Regions from separate parts of the Homo sapiens genome. Here region 2 is linked to region 1. A link is an interaction called in ENCODE POLR2A ChIA-PET data of the cell type or tissue named here. Cell type or tissue: PC-9. All regions are shown on one strand.

Region 1 (2,500 bases):
CCTGGGCTGGCTTTCAGAGGACACACAGAGATGAGTAAAACAACGTCTTGTGCCTTAGACAGTCTGAGTATAGTGTGACAAGGGCAGCGACTGGCAAAGCAGCATGCTCTTCGTTCTGACCAAAGGATTACATAAACCACTACAAGGAGATGGGATTTTTGCCAGATTTTGAGGATGTTGAGTTAGGCCCTACACGCAAAGGGAACAGGGTAAACAAAGGCACAGGAGGAAAGCATGTTCAGGAAGTGACCCCCAGTCCCTGTGGCTGGCGCTAGGCTTTGTGGGGTGGAGGAGTGGCAGGAGGAGCTGAGGCTGCAGGGGCAGGCTGGGGCCACGTGTGAAAGGTCTACTGCCTCCATAAATAGATTCTGGCCTCACTTTCTATATTTGATTTTGCCTGACCCATCAAGCTGAAGCAACTTTTGAACGCAATTTGACATTTTAAGAACACTTGATGGAAATCCAAAGCATATTCATGAATACACATTTTCATTTCAGAAGGAAGCATAATTTATTCAAGAGCATAACTAATAGTATGAGATCTAAAATGCTTTCCAGTTTATCTTACATGCAAACTTCTTTTCTAAGAGACAGCCCCTGGTACCATATTTAAATCAGTATTTTATAACAGAAGCATTCACCAAGGACTCATAATGAGATTTCAGTGAGGTTGAACCCAGAATGTTCTACCTTCCCCCAAATTTTACTAATAGGAGTCTGTATTTGATTCATTTTCTACTTTATTATTCATAAAATGGATTTAAAACCTTGAAAACAAGGCATTAATATTTTCTACAGCAATAAGATATATTAACCTAAAATTTCTGGACTACCTTTTTAGGCAATTAGGATGTATTTTAGATTAAAGAAGCTTAACTAGCTCTTATAATGAGCTTTCACTGTACAAATGACAAAAGATTTTTCCTTAGAACTAAGGCACCTTCCCTTTGGTCTCCTCCTGCATGTCAGTGGTTCTGTCATTAAACAACAGACCACTCCTTTCTGCACTTCCTAACAAAAATAGTTACGTTCCTGAGAAGGGCCTCAGGAAAAAAAAGTCAAAAGGAAAGCTGGCTGGTTTTAAATACCTGTGTTTCCACTTAGGGTATCATTGACTCATAAGACTTATATAGACTAAATTATTTTAGGCTTTCTAGGAAGTTATCCAACAGAAGAGCCAATTACAGTGTGGCAAAGCTGACAAAATGCACATGTAACCACATGAGCAATGGAGTCACTTGAGCAATCTGGCCATATCTATTCCTTTATTTTTATGTTAAGAAGGCAATTTATAGATTTCCAGGAAAAACTATCCAGTATATGACTAATATGCCCCTTGGCTAGTTTGCCATAATTCCAGAAGCTGTTTTCATCTAAATTCAAATTATTCATGGTATCTGTGACAACACACTTTTTAAAGACAAACATTTACACGAGAAAAATTCAGCATAGGTTTTAACTGAAGTCCATATTCTAAAATCTTTACAACTCAAAGCAAACCTCCAGGGTCAGTGCTAGCCACAATGTCCGGTAATACAATGTTTTCATCTTTAATTCCTATTAGAAGAGTACATTCTGGACAATATTTTCAAAGAGTTCCTTACATGAAAATGTGTACCTGGCTCCATACAGAAAAGCAGGCTGTGTGAATGTGCAGTAAGTATGTCATTAGCGCATGTTTACAATAGGAGGAAATGAAGAAAGTAGAAAGACTCAGTCCTTTGACTCCCAACGCATGAGGACAGAATGACCTCATCTCAGTATGCCTCCTCATTTGGGCCTGGCAGGGCATTAACAATAAGATGACGGGCTGAACATTATTAGGACACTAAAGCACAGTGGACTCTTTGCCACTTACTATAAGCAATAATGATTGTTATAACTCTCATCTATTGAGCACTTCTCATATGCCAAGCACAGTGTTCAGCATTTGGCATAATACTCTCTTAAGCTTTGCAACAACTGCATGAGTTAATAATGTATTATTATCATCCTTATTTTATGAATAAAGAAAACAGATTTAGCAAAATTCAGCAACTTGCTCAAAATCACATGGTGCTATTAAGTTGCAGAGATAAGATTGGTCTGCAGAAGGACCTTTCCTTTCTGTGGCTTATTTCTGTTAAAGAATACACCTGGGAAACCTTTGTACACATGAGATTTACTCAGAAAATTTATAAAAAATGTAATAAGGTAAAGGCAAGGGCCATTAACCAAATGATTCCGATTATCCTGCTTGCCTAAATCTTTCCCTGTGGTGGTTAGATGCTGCCTGTTACAGTAACTCCTCATTTAACAGGAAGTCAGACGATTGCTAGTGCCCAGAGCACAAGTGAAAACCCTGAGCAATGTAAAACAAGTGTCTGAGTATTGGTGCTGTGATAAAAGACCTTGAATTTTATTCTGAAAAAACTGGAGACATTGTTAATGACACAAGGTCTAATGGCCTAACTGTATGTGTAATCTAAACATATGTACAATTGCCTGCATATATAGTCTT
Region 2 (2,500 bases), 140 kb after region 1:
TAGATTCTGTGCACACATGACCTCATTTTACCTTCACATCAATCTGTGAGACAAGTATTATTATTCTTACTATTCCCATTTTACAGATGAGGAAACAGAGGTCCAATGTTACAAAGTATCTTTCTCCAAATGACCCTGCTGGCAGTAGTGGGATTTGGTCCGCAATCTTCTGACATGGACCAAATCCAATTGTTCTCCTTACACCACCAAGCAGGACAGATTTCTTCTTTATAGGTAGTGTTTTCCTGATAAATTCTTACATTTTGGGTTAGGGTAAACATCATTTCCTAGGGTAAAGAGGAAGAGAATAATTAATTCTCCCTAATCGTTTGCTCATAATATATCAAAGGTGGGAAATCAGCTGGGTTCCGTGGTACACATCTGTAGCCCCAGAAACTCAGAAGACAGAGGCGGGAAATTCCTTGAGACCAGGAGTTTGAGACCAGCCTGGGCAACGTGTTGAAATTCTGTCTCTTAAAAAAAAAAAAAGATTAGAGATAGGTATCCCTTCTGAAAACAACAACAACAATAACAAAAAACAGAATTTATGCCCTTGCCTGACTGGCTGCCTTATCCAATTCAACATGCTGGAACTTAAAAATATTGGCCGGGTGCAGTGGCTCACGCCTATAATCCCAACACATCGGGAGGCTGAGGCGGGTGGATCACTTGAGGCCAGGAGTTCGAGACCAGCCTGGCCAAAAGTGGTGAAACTCCCTCTCTACTAAAAATACAAAAAATTACCGGGGTGTGGTGGCAGACGCCTGTAGCCCCCGCTACTCGGGAGGCTGAGGCAGGAGAATCGCTTGAACCCAGGATGCAGAGGTTGCAGTGAGCGGAGATCGCACCACTGCACTCCAGCCTGGGTGACAGAGCAAGACTCCATCTCAAAAAAAGAAAAAGGGGGGGATACTGGATCATGAGCAAATGTCCACTGATGCTATCAGCACGGCGATGGAGACTGGCCCATGGATGGGGGCAAGCCGCTTTGTGGGCTCTTGAGCTAGGAAGTCACAGTTTCTCTTGTGCCCCTTTGAGAAATATTTAGCACCTTTGTATTCAGCCAACCAAGTGGCTCTCAGTCCATAGAAAGACGTCTAGAAGTTAACTGTGAGAATTCCTTACCCATGAGCTCAGGTGAGGGAAGGGTGCGGTCTGAAAACATTGTGCAATATGATGACTTAGACTCCAAAAATATCCTCATTTGACACTGGATGACCAGGAAGGCTGGAGAGCAGGCTGTAATTATATGATTGTACAACTCTGACCCCTGCCAGGCAGTGAGTTCAAGGCATGGAGCAGACCATATTTGCTGTTCATCTGCAAGGCCCGGCATGAAGGAGGTGCTGAGTAGAGGGTTACCGAGTGGACACATCTCACTCTCATCTTTCCTCAGTGCTAGTCCATCCACCGGCTCATGCCACTTGGCCTTCCTGGCAGCCCCTCAACTCTGGAGAGCTGGCCCACTTTCTTTTCTGTAGCTTCTGTTATGATGATAAAAACTGGTGTATTGAAGGAACTGGCTTAAAGTGTGATTGTCCCTCCCTCGCTGATGTCCCAAGACACACGACTGGGAGGCCAGCCCTCCCCACTTCCTCCAGAGCCCTGCCCTCACACCTCCAGTAAGTGCCTCCTCCTTTAAATCTCTGTTTAGCATTTTGTTCCAAATTCCCCTGCATTTATGGAGACCTTCTGGAACATAAGCCCTTTCTCTGAACCTTACTGGCCTTGCCTTCTAGTCCTTTCTTGCCTCAGACCTCGGTCACGTGGCTTTTCTCTCCAGGAACTTTGTAGTCACCCCTCACCATGGCTCCCTCCTCTCCCACCTGGCCAGCTCCACCGGTCTGAGCTGCCTCGGGGCCAGGGTGCAGCCTGCATGGTTTTCAGGATTTTCCCGTCGGTGACATGGAGCTAGGTGCTGCAAGGGGAACACAGGCCGTGGATGGACTAGCAAGGGAGATTTGGCATTGTTTCTGGAACCTGCCCAAGTCCTCAGAACTGTGGCCGCTTTCAGTGGATCTAGAACCAATAAGACAGGGCTCCTCCCTCCTGCAGTTCCTTCCCTTGCTCCCGGGAGTGGGGCTCAGTGATGGTCCCCATCACAGCCCTCCCGTTCTAGGCCCATGTTGACCCCTTTCTCCATGAAGCCTTCACTCTCTGTGTGTGTCTACAGCAATGGGCAGTGCCATCCTCGGGCACTTCCCCCATCTATGCCAGTTTACCTGGAGGAGAGGCCATGCCCTGAGGCCTGGGTAGATTTAAGTGATAGAGAACATCCCCCCTTCTTGCGTCCTCGTAATATCCTCCTCACATCAGCCCCCAGCCAGACACGGGTGTGGCACCTGTGGCTCTGGGAAATAAGGGCCCCTCCCAGCCATCTGGATCCATCCGGAGGTGAACAATTTTCACCATTTGCTTGCACATAATTCCATCCCCACGGCCTTCCTGAGACTTTGTCCTCAAAGGTGGGACTGGCTTTTCCTTCCCCGCCCTTAGGTTT

Evidence for each region. ChIA-PET counts read pairs that join two places held together with the same protein. Peaks named below come from ENCODE experiments on the same cell type or tissue, not always from the same donor. Only the 100,000 strongest peaks of a DNase experiment are listed, where the experiment ranks them.
Region 2: POLR2A ChIA-PET joins it to region 1 with 5 read pairs; 2 of 35 experiments call an interaction of 5 or more read pairs at or near these places.

What each region holds. Positions count from the first base shown.
Region 1 is chr3:127,952,546-127,955,045 of GRCh38, reverse strand. The region is part of intron 4 of KBTBD12 (kelch repeat and BTB domain containing 12); the gene reads right to left. Among named protein-coding and RNA genes, the nearest start is that of KBTBD12, 39 kb to the right of the region's middle. In PC-9, no CTCF peak of the experiment used is centred here; a DNase peak (open chromatin) is centred at 1,205.
Region 2 is chr3:127,816,368-127,818,867 of GRCh38, reverse strand. All of the region lies in intron 2 of MGLL (monoglyceride lipase), which reads left to right. Among named protein-coding and RNA genes, the nearest start is that of MGLL, 4.9 kb to the left of the region's middle. RefSeq lists an enhancer at 322-1,521. In PC-9, a CTCF peak has its summit at 1,317; DNase peaks (open chromatin) are centred at 1,157 and 1,827; H3K4me3 peaks cover 897 bases; H3K27ac peaks cover 2,500 bases.